Regions from separate parts of the Homo sapiens genome. Here region 2 is linked to region 1. Evidence: read pairs that join two places in POLR2A ChIA-PET (ENCODE). Cell type or tissue: Caco-2. All regions are shown on one strand.

Region 1 (8,000 bases):
TCCTTGCTGATACGGAATCCTTTTCACCAAAATGCAGTTTTACCCCCTTTTTTCCTTTCTTCTTCATGCAGAGAAATTTTCACCCCTGTCACTATGACCCATGGTGGGCAAAAGCAAGAGGAGGTCAGGTGACGAAATGGCCTTCATCTTCTCTGGGTGGGAAAGACACACGTGTGTGCCATGGGTTCAAGCCTCTTTCTTTCTTTCTTTCTTTTCTTTTTTTTTTTTTTTAGATGGAGTTTCGCTCTTGTTGCCCAGGCTGGAGTGCAATGGCGCGATCTCGGCTCACCACGACCTCCACCTCCCGGTGTCAAGCGATTCTCCTGCCTCAGCCTCCCGAGTAGCTGGGATTACAGACGTGCACGACCACACCCGGCTAATTTTGTATTTTTGGTAGAGATGGGGTTTCTCCATGTTGGTCAGGCTGGTTTCAAACTCCCGACTTCAGGTGATCCACCTACCTCGGCCTCTCAAAGTGCTGGGATTACAGATGTGAGCCACCACACCCAGCCTCAAGCCACTTTCTGCAGTAAAACCACTTGTGTTATCAACTGTGTTGTAACAAACTACCCAGAAATTAGCAGCTGAAAAAAATTCAAGTTCATTACCCCCCGGTTTCCACAAGTCAGGAACCTGAACTTGGCTCTGCTGGGAGCCCCTCACCAGGTCGGTCAGGAGGATGCAGTCAAGTTGTCAGCGGACTGCAGCCTCATCCGGAGGACCAGCTAAGGATCAGCCTCCAAGTGCTCCCCTGTGGCTTTGAGAGGCCTGATCCCTTGCTGTGTGGACTTCTCTGCAAGGTTCCTTTACAGCGTGGCAGCCAGCTTTCCCCCAGGATGAGTGACCTGACAGAGTGAGAGAAAGCACCCAGGACAGAAGCCACAACCTTCTCATAGTTGAATCTTGGAAGTGATGCCCCATTCCTCTGCCAGATTTTGTCCATCAGAAGTGAGTCAATGAGTCCAGCCCACAGTCAAGGGGAGGGGATCACACAAGGTATGAATAGAGCAGGGCAGCCTTGAGCCGGCCAGATCGTTCCCAAAACTGTCAGCCATAGCCTATCCCATTCCACGGGCTCTTCTAGAATCCCTGCCACTCAGCCATCAAGAGGTGGAGCCAGTGTCCCCACTCCTCGCACCTGAGGGAGCCACTGTGACTTTTCCACTCAATATCCCATGTGGAAGTGATGTGCTGCGCCCTCTAAGGCTTCCTGGTTTTCTGGAGATGCCCGCTCTTGGAACCGGCCTCCCTGCCTTAAAGAAGCCTATGAAGAGACCTGCGCTCACATGAGCTCCCAGGTGATGCCTGCAGCAGCCTGCCAAGCGAGTGTGTCCTTTTGGAAGAGACCCTCTGGCCCCGTCAGGGGGCTCGCAGTGACACCATGAGGGGCAGTCTCTGCCTAGCCAAGCCCAAATTGAAGATTCATGAGAAAAACAAATTCTTGTCATTTTAAACTTGTTACCCCATAATAATGTGGTTCCCACATGCTGTTCTCCCACTGTGAACCCCAGTCCACCAACCCACAGGCCAGGGGGGCAGGAAGGAGTGGCCATGTGGCATCCTACAGATGTGGCCCACAGGTGCTGCTGTGTCTCCAGCAAAGGCAAGGGAGCCCACTGGTGCAGGGGTAAGGTGTCTTCAAGGGTCTGGGGCCCTGGGAGTGTGGGCACTGGGCAGGGCAGTCACCAGGCTATAGCCTGGAGCCCAGCCCAGGGCCATGGGTGGGGGCAGTGTGGGGGTCTCATAACAGCTGCCCTGAGAGCATGTGCCCAGCTGGAGAGGGCAGGGCCTGGCACAGAATGCACACTTGATTTTGGCTGCAGACAACCCTCCCGGGCTCACCTGCAGGTGGAGAGGCGCCAGAGCCCCCACGCCGAGGGAGCTGCTCGGGGCCAACCCCATGGAGAGCGGCCATGTTCAAGTGGGGCCTGAGCCACATGGGACTCCAGCTCCCTGGCCGGGCCTGGAAGGAGCAAGAGGAGAAGGGCTCCTAGAGTGGTATTCCAGTTGGCGCCAGCCTGGCCCAGACACAGAGGATGGAGAGCATGGAGGCATAGAGGTACTGCAGGTCCCAGTCCTCTTCCTCCAAGCCTTCACTGCCCATTTCCCCATGGATGGGCGGAAAAACCAAGGTCAAGTTTCAGGAAGCCCCTCTCACAAAAGAACCTCTCACGCACTGCCCCCACGCAGCTGTCCATTGTTTCCATGAGAAAAACAAATTCTTGTCATTTTAAACTTGTTATCTGATAATGAGGCAGCTCCCCTCCAGCAGTGAATGCCAGTCCACCAACCCCCAGGCAAGGACGGGCAGGAAGGAGTGGAGATGCTGCTGTGTCTGCAGTGATGGCAAGACAGCCCGCTGGTGCAGGGGTGAGACGTCATCCCAGCCTCTCTCACTACCCATCTGCACAATGCGCACGCTCTGCAGAGACTTCGTGGAGGGAAACAGCCAATCTTACAAGGAAAATTGCAGCACGTGGTAAAGTCCAGGAAAGCTGCTACTCCCCTCACGCTCCAAGCCCTTGCAAAGGGGGCTCAGCAGGATAGGTGGGTGGCCAGCCGAAGAGGAGGAAATCCCTCACAGTGAGAAGGCAGGCACAGGCCCAGTGGTAGGGGCATCAGGCCACCAACCTGGGTTCAAGGCTCCTGGGGGTCCAAAGAAATTGAGCAACCCTTTCTAAGATCATATCCCAAGAACCAGATGTCCAGTGACATATTCATAGTTCACCACTGTGTCACTAGTATCTTACACACACACCTTATCTTTGTTAATGCGTAGGTATCATCATACCCGAAATTTAAGTTAAAATAGAGCTTTAAAAAAATGTTACTTTTAGTGTTTCAGTATGATATCCCAAATAAATCTCCTTTAAAAGGATGTTCTGGGCTGGGCGCAGTGGTTCACACCTGTAATTTCAGCACTTTGGGAGGCCGAGGCGGGCAGATCACTTGAGGTCAGGAGTCCAAAACCAGCCTGGCCAACATGGTGAAACCTTGTCTCTACTAAAAATACAAAAATTAGCTGGGCGTGGTTCTACACGCCTGTAATCCCAGCTATTCAGGAGGCTGAGGCAGGAGAATCACTTGAACCCAGGAGGTGGAGGCTGCAGTGAGCTGAGATCGTGCCACTGCACTCTAGCCCGGGTGACCCGAGTGAGACTCCATCTAAAAAAAAAACAAAGACTTTTCCATGACACTTTGGTCTCCAAATTAAGTAGCATCATTTTTGGTGCCCTTTCCTTGGTACCACACGCCCTGGGGCCTAAGTCTCCCACCCCCTTCCTGAGTCCCCTGTGGAGCAAGTTTCATCTGACAACATTCTGGAAAGCCCCACCCCAGTCGCTTGGGGTGGAGACTGACTGGAGCCCAAGCCACCAACTCCGCACCGCTCCTGCCTTCCCCGGAGCTGAGTCTGGAAAGGATGCAGACATGCTTGGAATCTCAAAAATGTGCCCCTTCTCAGGCCTCTGCCTGCACCGCAGCTCACTCAGCCTCCTGGGAGTCAGAGAGTGGAGCTGGGGCTCCAGGGTGGTCTGGGAAGGAAAACCCACCCCCCACCCTCCCAAGACAGGGTGGAACTCCTGCCCCACCCCCAACCTAGCACATAGATTTCCTCTGCGCACCCCCAGAGCTGCCTGCAGGCCTCAGTGGGGCAGCTCCAAGGAGGAACACTGGCTCTAATCATCGCTGGTAATGCAGCCCTGGGGGACACCATCCCAACGCCATGATCTTCAGGAAGGCCCAGCCCTCAGGGGCCACAGCAGACAGAATATGGCAGACAGAGGACCGTAGACAGGGAACAGGAGACAGGGAAAGCAGACAGGGGATGGCAGGCAAGAGACAGCAGACGAGGACTGCACGCAGGGAACAGGGGATAGCAGGCAGGGGACAGGGGGCAGTGGACAGGGGACAGCAGACAGAACAGTAGACAGGGGACCGCAGACAGGAGACAGTAGTCAGAGGACGGTAGATGGGACAGCAGACAGGGGACAGTAGATGGAGACGGCAGATGGGGACAGTAGATGGGATGGTAGACAGGACGACAGACAGGGGACAGCAGGCAGGACAAAAGCATCTTTCCAGCAGCTCCTGCCTGGACTGAGCCCTCCCACACTCTGCACAGGGCCTAGAGGAGCTGGGAGGTTAAACACGTGCGGTGAGCCTGCCTAAGAATCTCATCTCAGTGGCTCAAGTGCAAAACAATTTTATTTTTCCTCCAATCACTGCCTTCAGCCATATGTGTTAAATCTCTCTTTAGACACATCCAAGTATAAAAATCCAGTCCAGAAGAAAAGGTGTCCGTGCACTGGAGTCTAGTTAAATGTGCATTTCCCCTCCACGCTCCTGTCTCAGGGCAGAGCAGAGGCTTAGGGCTGCAGTGCCAGGGACTGCACTAGGGGTGGCCTCTTCCCCTGAGGATACACCCGACAAGGTTCCAAGCCTGCCAGATCCCAGCCCTCCTGGGTGCATCCACAGCACAGCACCAGGTCAGCCACGCTCGGTGGTGCACTCTGCACTCACAGGAAGCTCCAGCCTCCTGGACACACCAGATGGACAGAGGTGTCTGGCTCTGCCCTGGCCCCGCTTTAATCCTCTCCCTGCTCAAGGAAGCTGGGGACAGAGCAGCACATCAGTCTGGGCCACCACGCGATGGAAGGCCCGTGCCCCCTACCTGCATGACCCTCCAGTTTCCACCGAGGACCCTCCTCACCTCCCAGGGTACCCTCAATTCTCTTTTCAGCTTGTCTCTCAGGATGAAGGCAACCACTGCTGTCCCCACCACCCTTGCTGAAGTGCTTCCATAAAGCACATGCACCCAGGGAGCTATCTGGTCAGCTCTGCCTGCTCTAAGGTAGTACCACAGCCTGGGAGGCTTAGCAGCAGATGCGTGTTTCTCACAGTTCCGGAGGCTGAAGTCCAAGATCAAGGTGCTGGCAGATGTGGTGCCTGGTGAAGGCCTGCTTCCTGGTTTGCTGGTGGCCACCTTCTCACTGTATCCTCACATGGTGGAGAGAGATCGTCTCCCGTGTCTCTTCTTAGAAGAGCGCTAATCCCATCATCAGGTCAGGACCCAGCCTCATGACCTCCCCTAAGCCTAATCACCTCCCAAAGGCTCCACTTCCTCCTAAGATCTTCACATTGGGAGTTAGGGCTTCAATGTATGAATTTGGGGGGCACAAGCATTCAGTCCATAACAGTACAGATACCCATGATACTGTGAAAATTACGATGGGCATTGTATGAATGACACGGTGTCACACTTGTATCACCTCCTGCAAAACCAGCTGGGCTCTGCCCAGCGGCCTCCAGCCATTGGGGCAGGAGACTGGGAAGGACAGAGCAGACCTGCAATGGCGGAGCAGCCTCTGTAGGGCCGAGCTCTGCCTGGGGCTTTCTGCAGTCTCTCTCCTGTAGACCTCAATAACCCCATCATCTCCATTTCACAATGAAGAAACTGACCCTGAGAGAAGGTGTGTGATTTGCCCAAGGTCACTCAGCCAGCACAGAATGAAGCAGACAGCCTGACCCACATCTGAGTCTACACCAGCGATGTTCCAAAGGCGGCCTGGGGGACCCCCCAGCGTCTCAGGATCTTTCCAGGGATCAGAAAGACCGGACTTACTTTCACAGTAACACGGAGCCCTGATTTGCCTTTCTCATGCATTTTCTCACAGAGGTATCCAGGGGGCTTTCAGAGGCTCTTGATGCATAACGCAGCCTCACCCTGATGGCTGACAAAACGTGTGCTTCTGTCTTCCCGTGTTTTGCAAATTTATCAGTTTTAAACTCTAATGTAGTGAACACAGTTGTAACCACGGAGTGCTGGAAGATGTTAAACCACCAGCTCTCCAAGCCATAGGGCCCCACTATGCAGTATTTGCCACTTTCCGTGGTGTAAATATTTTCACCATGATCGATGTTAAGCCACCAAAATAACATCACTGGGTGCAGAGGTGGAAAGAAAGTGCACAGTCAGTTCTTGCCAGCTGGTGAGACAGCTGAGGCACATCACTGAAAAGACGCACACAAAACAGGAGCTCTTTAGGGTCCTCCCTATTTTTAAGGGTGTAAAGGGGTGCTGGCATCAAAAAGTTTGAGAACACTACTACATCACCCCTGACTGAACAAGGTGCAAAGAACTGCAGGAGGTGCCATCAGGACTTGGGAGGCAGGGGATCTGGTCTCCACCTTCTGGAAGCACCAGCCTAACTGGGGAGCCCCTGATGGGACTCAAGCAAGTGAAGGGAGAAGATGTCTGGCCAGGGTTGGAGAGAGGACGAGCCTGTGGCCTGGAGAGGCCCCGGGGGCACGGGCCATCAGCTGGGCGCTGGTGCCATGGGGAAGCCTGGGCTCTGTTGTCAGGATGCCCTGCTTTCTGGTGAAATCGGCTGTGATCTCCCCATTGGCATCAGTGCCCTGGACACTCAGGGTCCCACGGCCGCCAGGCATGCTGAGCAGGGACACAGGTGGAGCAGCAAGAAGCCTGGTGGTTTGCAGACTGACAGGGCAAGGGCCCCTCCAGAAGGGAGTGGACTGAGTCAAACAGGTTAGACTTGACGTGGTCCACTGACCCCAAAACCGACGGCCAATCCACTTCGTGTTGCTGTAAAGGAATACCTGAAGCTGGACAATTTATACAGAAAGGGGGTTTAATTGGCTCTGGGAGCATCTGCTCCGCTTCTGGGGAGGCCTCAAGGAGCTTTCACACATGACAGAAGGGGAAAGGGGAGCAGGCATGTCCCATGGTGAGAGGGGAGCAAGAGAGAGGAGAGGGAGGTCCAGACGCTTTTTAACAATCAGATCTCATGGTAACTCATTACCACAAGGAGGGCACTAAGCCAGTCATGAGGGCCCCACCCCACTGACCCAAACACCTCCCACCAGGCAACGTGAGGCTTGGAGAGAACACACATCAAGCCATATCCCTGCCCTTTAGCAGCAGTCTAGCTGAGGCCCGAGGTGCAGCGGCTGCCCGACCCAGCTGCGGCCACCAAGCTTTTTCCAAGCATCTACTCCAGTCAGCTGTGGTCCAGGGGCTGGGAGCCCCACGAAGAAGGCTAGCAGAAGCCAGGCTATGAGAGGGCAGCCAGGATGCCCTCATGCCCAGGAGAAGGAAAGGCAAGCCCTGGGTGCAGGAAGAGGCAATGGCAGAGGTGTGAAACAGCCTCAGGGCTGAGAGGCAGGACCTCTGAGACTGCCCAGAGCACAATGAGGCGAGAAAGGCGCGAGAAAACCACGGCTGGCACGCCCTGCCAAGTGTCAATTCACCCAGCCAGAGACTCAATGCTGCTGGAGTGGTCCGTCCCAGAGGGCCCCACAGCCTGGTCCTCATTGGTCTCCCGTGCTCTGGTTGGTGGCGGTGGGGTTTGGGGTCCACTCTGAAAGCCTATCCCGCCCTTACTTCTGGTTACTCTTGGTAGACTTGACCTAGCCTGCTCCATATTCCTCCCCATTCCCCAGGGCTTCTGAGCAGTCTCTCCTTGGAGGAAGCAGGCTGGGAGGAGGTAAGTGTGAGGCTGCTGGCATTACCTTCCCCCGCATAGGCAGGAGCTGTCAGAAGGAAGCTAAATGCCAATAAACCTTTTGCCCAAGAGGATGATGATGGTTTGGCTTCAGTGACTAGTTATTAAAAGTTATTATTTTTTTTTGAGACACAGTTTCTCTCTTGTTGTCCAGGCTGGAGTGCAATGGCGCGATCTCCGCTCACCACAACCTCCGCCTCCCGGGTTCAAGCAATTCTCCTGCCTCAGCCTCCCGAGTAGCTGGGATTACAGGCATGCGCCACCACGCCCGGCTAATTTTGTATTTTTAGTAGAGATGGGGTTTCGCCATGTTGGCCAGTCTGGTCTCAAACTCCAGACCTCAGGTGATCCACCCGCCTTGGCTTCCCAAAGTGCTGGGATTACAGGCATGAGCCACCGCTCCCGGTCAAAAAGTTACATTTTCATTTGCAGAAGCATAGACAGCAATGGGGAAAGGAGAAAGGGATCATTAAACTA
Region 2 (8,000 bases), 890 kb before region 1:
GTTGGGAGTGGGAACAGAGGGAGTCATTTAACTTCCTGTGCTTCCTCAGTATGGTCTTCTGCAAAATGAGGACAACCCTTTAATTGCTCTCCCTTCCCCACTCCTACCCTTGGAGACCTTTAAACTTAGATAACTGGAAGGATCTGAGAGACCATAGTCTATAACTTTATTTTTGCAGATGATGAAGTCAAAGCCCTCATTGCTTCACTAAAGAGACCTTTCTCAAATGCACATCTGCAGTGAGTCATTCCTGCCTATAGCCATGTTAGCACTTTCCACTGCCTCCACGTTGAGTCGTAGCTCTCTTTAGAGGCTAAAGAATCCTCAGGTTGGTAGGAGCTTCCCCTGCTGGTCTCTCCAGACCATCTCTTGCCACCCACCCATCCTGCCCCACCCTTATTCTACCCCATGACTTTCCTAGAGAAGCTGCATCCCTCTCAGCTCCAGACTTCTGCTCCTGCATCTACCAGCATTTTTTTTCTTACTTGGAGACTAGCCTCTGAGTTCAAAGCTCCTCTCCTGTCTTCCTAGGCTGAGTGATGTCTCTCTTCTCTGCTCCTGCCTCGCGTTGCTCTTCTCTGTCATTGTACACTCAGTGATACAGCCACTGTCTGTGTCCCTCACTGGGCCAGAAGAGCCTCTTAGCTGGCATCTGAGCCTGATTCACCTCTTCCTCCCCACAACAAAGCTCACGGATCCCAGAGGGTCATTGGTCAGTAACCTTTTGTGAGAAGGTGAAGGAGTAAGGGGCAGCTTAGCAAGTGACAGAGTACGTGATTGTCTATGTGGGTGTTTGAGAGGATGGGTGAGTGGGTGTCTATGTGAGTTAGTAGGTAGGGTCTAGGTGGGTGAATGAATGATTAGGTGCCTAGATGAGTAAGTAGGTGGGTGCCTAGGTGGATGAGTGAGTGAGTGTCTAGGTAGATGGATGAGTGAGTCAGTGTCTAGGCAGGTGAGTAAGTGGATGTGTAGATGGGTGGATGACTGGGCGTCTAGGTAGATGGGTGAGAGGGTGTCTAGATGGGTGAGTAAGTGGTTGTGTAGATGGATGGAGTGAGTGGGTGGGTGTCTAGATGGGTGAGTGATCCTTGGTGGATGAGTACTTGGGTGCCTAGATGAGTAAGTGGGTGTCTAGGTGGGTGAGTCAGTGGGTGTCTAGATGGGTGGGTGAGTGGATGTTTTGGTGAGTGGATATTTAGGTGGGTGAATGAATAGGTATCTTGGTGGGTGGGTGGGTGAGTGGGTGTCTAGCTGGGTGGGTGAGTGGGTGTCTAGGTGATGAGTGAGTGGGTGTCTATGTGATGAGTGTGTGGGCGTCCAGGTGGGTGAGTGGATGTCAAGATGCGTGAGTGAGTAGGTGTTTAGGTGGGTGGGTGAGTGGGTGTCTAGAGGGACGAGTGAGTGGGTGTCTAGGTGGATGAGTGACTGGGTGTCTAGGTGGGTGAGTGAGTGGGTATCTAAGTGAATAAATGACTGGGTATCTAGGTGGGTGGGTGAGTGAGTGGGTATCTAAATGAATAAATGACTGGGTATCTAGGTGGGTGGGTGAGTGGATGGGTATCTTGGTGGGTGGGTAGGTGAGTGGGTGTCTAGGTGGGTGAATTGTTGGGTGTCTAGGTGGGTGAGTGGGTGTCTAGGTGGGTGGATGAGTGGGTGTCTATATGGGTGAGTGGGTGTCTAGGTGAATGAGTGAGTGTCTGGGTGGATGAGTGTGTGGGTGGTCTAGATGGGTGGGTGAGTGGATGTTTAAGTGGGTGGGTGAGTGAATGGGTGTCTTGCTGGGTGGGTGAGTGGGTGTCTAGGTGGGTGGATGAGTGGGTATCTAGATGGGTGAGTGGGTGTCTGGGTGAGTGAGTGGGTGTATACATGGGTGGGTGAGTGGATGTTTAGGTGGGTGGGTGAGTGAATGGGTGTCTTGCTGGGTGGGTGAGTGGGTGTCTAGGTGGGTGGATGAGTGGGTATCTAGATGGGTGAGTGGGTGTCTGGGTGAGTGAGTGGGTGTATACATGGGTGGGTGAGTGGATGTTTAGGTGGGTGGGTGAGTGAATACGTGTCTTGCCGGGTGGGTGAGTTAGTGTCTAGGTGGATGAGTGGGTGTCTAGGTGGAGGGTTGAGTGGGCGGATGGGTGGGTGCTAAAAGAGAGCCTAGTAGCCAAGTACCCAGGTGGGTGGATGACTGAGGTGGGTGGATAATATGTGAGTTTGTCTGTGAGTGGTGACAATGTTTGGTGGGGGTAGGAAGAGGTTGGGTAGGAGAGTAGGTGGTTGGAGCAGGTAAGTAGCTGAGTAGTGGGTGTGTGGGCACATGGGTAAGTGAGTGGGTGACTGAAGCATTAATGGAATGGAGCAGGAGCAGCATGATAAGCCCGAAGTCCTACAGAGCCCAGGCAGGCACCTCACGTTCCTGACAGGTGCTATCTACACACCTGGTGCTGTCCCCGCCCCCCCTCTGAGTCCCTGCTTCTGTCACTCCACACTCGTATTGCCCCTTCATTTGCTAAAATGTATGCAACATGGTCACTTGGAAGTAGAAGGCACTAAGAGAGAAATCAAAACCAAGTCGGCCCATCAGCCCTGTACAGATGGAAGGCTGGCATAGATGAAGCAGCTTCTGTCAGACCCTCTAGCACAGGCCCTGGGCAAGGAAGGGGCCCTGGGGCTGGAGCAGCTATCTCTTCTCTGGCAGGTGACCTCACACTCAGCCGTGCCACCAGGGGAGAGGTAGTCATAGCAGGGACATGCACATAGCCAGGTCCAATGGTGTGAGAGTGGACGCGGATCTTCTGAGATCAGAGGCAGCATCCAGTCCATCTGTGAGTCCTCAGGACCCAGCTCAGAGCTGGAAGAGGTGGGGCTCAGAGATGGCATAATGAGGGGCTGAAGGAAGGTGTCCACCAGACTCTGAAACTCCACTGGAGGAAGTGGCAACTCTCCTAAGGTAATGTTCTCCCATGCATGCTGAAAACCCTGCAGGGACACAGCATGGTATTAACTATGGTTATGGAAAATAGATTATAACCAAAAAGCTGGGGGCATTAAAAAGAACGATAACAAGTCAGGTGGTGTTTGGAATCTCAGCTCCTCATAAAACTGAATTCACAAGCAGCATCAGTGGGCGAGAATGGCTATTTCCCCAAGGTGGAACCTTAAGAAAAACACATTTTGAAAGTTAATGAGGGGGGAAGAGGCAAAAAGGAACACAGTTTGCTTTAAAAACCTATGGAGAGAAAAATTCTCAACAGATTCCCACGCAGTATTTGTGATCCTGGTTGTCTGACATTTGTGTGGCAAGGACAGACCACTGACTGCTTAGACATGGCCTACGTCTACAAAATCACATTTATGGGTGGTTACAAATTCCATTTCTTTTATTAACTGCTTGAAATGTTATTTACTTGATTGAATTACAGTTCTGGCCATTAACACTTTGGAATAACAACCCAGTTAATTAACATGGGAGAGCAGTGACAATGCCACCACCATCCTTAAGAGGGCCACATCAGCACAGAGAGCTCCTGGTGCTGGGCGCTCCACAGCGAACTCTGAGATGGAGCAGGCGCAAGCCTTGTTTGAGTGGGCTGAACAGCGTGACTCCTTGGGGCTCCTCATTCATCCACCTCCTCCAGAAGGGATGATGAGGCTTCCTTCAGGGCTGCTCAATGCCCTTGTATTTGACTCCAGGAATGAAGGAGGGGCACTCAGTGTTTCTGGAGTGCCTGATGTGCACCAGGGGCTTAGGTACATTATCTGATATTACCTTGTTATTAGAGGGTGAGTCACATGTTTCTAGTCCATACTTGCAATAGAGCAAACTAAAGTTAGTGTGATCAATGGAGTTGCTCATGTTTATACCGTGTGAGGGGCAGAATGAGGTCGGACTCACACGACTGTAGTGGTGACGGCTGTCAGCTGCTACAGTGGTCATCAGCTGTAATTTAAGAAGCTTTCTGGAGCATCAAAATGGGAAACTAAGAAAGCTAAGATGAGGGAGGCGTGTTTTCCATTTTCACAAAGTGGCTGTGCCTCTCTCCATCCCTGTGGCTTCTGCCCACAGCCAAATCTTCATGGGATCTGCAGGCGTGTTGAAACTCCTCACAAGTACACCTCCCCCAGGGAGCAGCACCAAGCCACAGGCCTGCCTGAACTGTGCCTCTGCTGATGAACAGCCTCTGCTGCAGTCACTCTAGAATTTTTTTTTTTTTTGCCTTTTATAAGAAACACACACAGTGTAATAACCATCTGGCCCCTTTATTTCTCAGTGGAGCTGCGTGTGTTCAGTGCTGACCTTGCTGGCCCTGCATTTGGCTGGAAGCAATCCTCTTATTAAATCAGAAACCAGAGGGGACCCCTGCCCCTTACCCCTGACCCCAAGACAAGCCTGAGGCTGGCCTCATCCTGACTTCACCAGATTGTCTGGCATTTAAATGCCAACATCTCTCCTAAGAGCCGTGATGCAGGCAGGAGGCTGTGCACAACTTTTTATACTTCATTTCTCATTTATAGGAAGAAAAGAAAAGGGAAAATGTCAGAGAAAATTCAGTGCTGACACCCAGGGCAGATAGCTTGTTGGACTAAGAGGACAAATGTCTATTGGATGAGGCTGCAGGACTCCCCAGAAAGATTGGGGGCCCTCCCACGTGAACCCATGACCTCTGATTGTTGCCTGCAGTCTACTATCAGTGTAACTGCCTTTCCAGAGCACCTACTATGTGCGAGGGACTGTGCTTGGCCATTGGCATGCCCTCTCTCACTCCTCAACCTTCACACCTATCCTGAGAAGCAGGTCGTGCAGCAAGTGTGAGAAAGTCCAGCTTGGCAAGGCGCAGAGAAGGCCTGCTGCCTCCAGGCCTGTGGCCTTGACCATCCAGATCCTGGTGATCAGCCTGCAGCTTCAAAATCTGTGAATGGGGCATTCACTGTGGGCACCAAATACAAATAGGGGCTATGACCAGTGCTTTCTCTGCCATAGACCATACAGTGCAAAACAGTGATGAGAAACTGCTTGGCCAGATGGGATTTGAATGGGCAAGTTCAGTAAAGAAACCGCACGTTATCTGTGGTGCCCAGCCAAGATGCCTAGGGTCTCTTACTGTATTTGGAATATTGGGATTTCCCCTGGACCGCCCTGGCATGCAGATCTGCTGCATTTGTTTGCTTGCCCAACTCTGCTTTTGTGGCTCCTTGACATTCACAGCCCTCTGCTGACTGACCCTGACTTTCTGTAGATAATTTATTTTTACCTAGTGTTTTCCACAGCATGGGTTCCCATGAAGGCAGGGACCTGAAACAGAGGCTTGCATGCAAGTAGATTATTTGGGATGTGATCATTGAGATCAAGAATGGGGACTACAGGTGTAGGAGGAGAGCTTGCGGATGAGGGGAAAGGCAAGACAAGGATGAGTATGGGATTTGCCATCACTAGGGCAGAACATTTCTGAGGAGCCTTAGGAGCTCTTTCTCAGCCCCTAACCCCGCTTGGTGAAAGGTAGCCCAAGGCGTTCACTCTCTGGCATCTCTGGGTTGTGCAAGGACTGAGGCTGAGGAGCACAGATGCTGCAGGCCATGGCATCAGCTCATCCCATGGCAGGAAGCAAGAGTCAGGTAGCATCTGTCTGAAGTTGCCACAAGGCTGCTCAGCCCCGGTCACTGAAGTAGTGGCTGGAGTGAGAAGGGCTGAGAGGATTTGGGTGGTGCACCCATGATGTGCTACACACTTGCCATTGCACCTTTCACTTTTAAGTCAAGACGTTGACTCAGGATTTAACCAATATTCTACCCTAAGCAGTTATTCTTTAGATTTTGCTTGCCTCAAGGATGTTCCATTTCTTTTTGTTTTGTTTTGTTTTATTTGTTTGTTTGTTTGTTTTTTGAGATGGAGTCTTAGTCTGTCACCCAGGCTGCAGTGCAGTGGCATGATCTTGGCTCACTGCAACTTCTGCCTCCCGGATTCAAGCAGTTCTCCTGCTTCAGCCTCCTGAGTATCTGGGATTACAGGCATGTGCCACCATGACCAGCTAATTTTTTTTTATTTTTGTTTTTAGTGGAGATGGGGTTTCACTGTGTTAGCCAGGATGGTCTTGACCTGCTGACCTCGTGATCCTCCCGCCTCAGCCTCCCAAAGTGCTGGGATTACAGGTGTGAGCCACTGTGCGTGGCCCGGATGTTCCATTTCTTACAGTCAACTTTGCCTATCTCTGTTCTTATGCACACAGACATAGTAGTTGATTCCTTCTGGGCCAATCAGAGTCCCCAATTCAGAGATGCCCTGTTGCAGACAGATAAATACAATGAGACTCAAACATTAAGGAACTTGCCTCAATTCACTGAGCGTATAGCTGCTGGGAGAGGTCTTAAACCCAGGCTTTGTCCTTTTTTCTACTGCATCACCCTACCTCTTATCCTATTAGACTTTAGGAATTTAATGTTTTTCATTAAGATTGCCTCAAGTAACTCTCTTTGTTTGTCTTGATCTGTGCAAAATTTCTTTCTCATTAGTCTTAATAAGACTTTGATGCCTCTTTGTTGTCTACAGAAGAGACTGCAAATACCTTACAATGGCTTTCAAGGTTCTCTAAGAGGTCTTTCCCAGCCCACCTTTACTTCCTAATAAGCACTTTATTAAGCAATATCAGATTATTGTCTATTCCCAGAATTTTTCAAAGCCATCCTAGTTCGCTGCCCTTGCTATTTCCAGTACTTGGCATTCCCTCTACTTCTCTATGCCTGAAAATGATGGAAATGGCTTTGGAATTGGGCAGTGAGTGGAGGCTGGAAGAATTTTGGAAAGCATGCTAGAAAACTCCTAGGTGCCTTTGAACAGACTATTAAATAGGGACACTGTTGAGGAAAATAAGGAGAATTTTAGAAAAATCTTAGAAATCACCTTAGAAAAAGCCTAAATTGCAGTAAACAGACTGTTAGTAGACATCTGTACTTGAAGGATACTACTAGCCAGGGCTCAGAGGGAAGTGAGTGACTTGGTATTGGAAACCAGAAGAAATGGGATCCTTATAATACAGTGGCAGGAAGCTTAGCAAAATTGTATCTTGTACGTTCACAGAGAGACTTGAAGAGTGAGGAAGACTAAGAGGCTGCTGCCATTTGAAGATGAAGTGTACAATACAACAGGGAATCAAGTGAACAGAAAGTGTTGATGGGGATCCCAGCAGATAGCCAACAAAAGGGAACCTCACTTCTACAGCAGCAAGGAACTGCATTCTGCCAAAAACCTAATGAACTTGGAAGCAGATTATTTTCTGGAGTCTGTAGGTAAGTGCCTGTCTTGCGGACACCTTGATTTCAGCCCTGGGATACTCTAAGCAGAGGCGCCAGGTGAGCCCACCTGGATTTGGGACCTACAAACTATGAGATAATAGATGTGTGCTGTTTTAAGCCACTGATTTTGTGGTAATTCGTGACAGCGGTGGTAGGAAACGACCACATTGAGATTCATAGTACTTCTTACATCTGTTGTCATGTTTTTCATTTGTTTTAGAAAATTCTCATCCACTCCTAATACATTTTGTCTGATACATTATTTCTGCCCTCTCCTCCTGGATATTGAATTAGATGAATGTTAGATATTTTCATCATTGTCCTTAGGTTGCTTATGTTTTGACATGTTTCATGTGTATCGTTCATCTTTCTTTCTCACTAGTGTTCAGAGAGACAGGTAAGTAGAGCTTATTCCATTTGATGTCTCCCAATCTCCTAATCCTCTCTTCAGTGTCGCCCAATCTGTTATTAAGCTCACCTGCTGTGTTCCTAATTTCATTTTTGTTACCTTCAGTTTTAAAAATTCAATTTGATTCTTTTCGATATTAATACATTCCAGTCCTCTGGTGGATTTCTCCATCATGCCATTTATTTTCTTGACCATATTAATAATAAATATTTACTAGTATATTTTTCATTGCTATATTTCCATTGTTGGATTTTTCTCTTGATTTGGTTGTTTATGCTTCATAACATTAAATTAAAAGCCACTCATGGCTGGGCAC

What was found. ChIA-PET counts read pairs that join two places held together with the same protein. Peaks named below come from ENCODE experiments on the same cell type or tissue, not always from the same donor. Only the 100,000 strongest peaks of a DNase experiment are listed, where the experiment ranks them.
Region 2: POLR2A ChIA-PET joins it to region 1 with 8 read pairs; 1 of 35 experiments calls an interaction of 5 or more read pairs at or near these places.

The regions. Positions count from the first base shown.
Region 1 is chr2:128,358,470-128,366,469 of GRCh38, reverse strand. No RefSeq gene overlaps it. Among named protein-coding and RNA genes, the nearest start is that of HS6ST1, 44 kb to the right of the region's middle. RefSeq lists enhancers at 3,418-3,956, 3,957-4,495, 4,496-5,035. In Caco-2, no CTCF peak of the experiment used is centred here; DNase peaks (open chromatin) are centred at 2,309 and 3,399.
Region 2 is chr2:129,249,135-129,257,134 of GRCh38, reverse strand. LINC01854 (long intergenic non-protein coding RNA 1854) reads left to right here. Exons shown (of 4, transcript NR_122042.1): 2 at 7,061-7,269. All of the region lies in intron 2 of LOC105373612 (a long non-coding RNA gene), which reads right to left. Among named protein-coding and RNA genes, the nearest start is that of LINC01854, 21 kb to the left of the region's middle. In Caco-2, a CTCF peak has its summit at 3,518; a DNase peak (open chromatin) is centred at 3,531.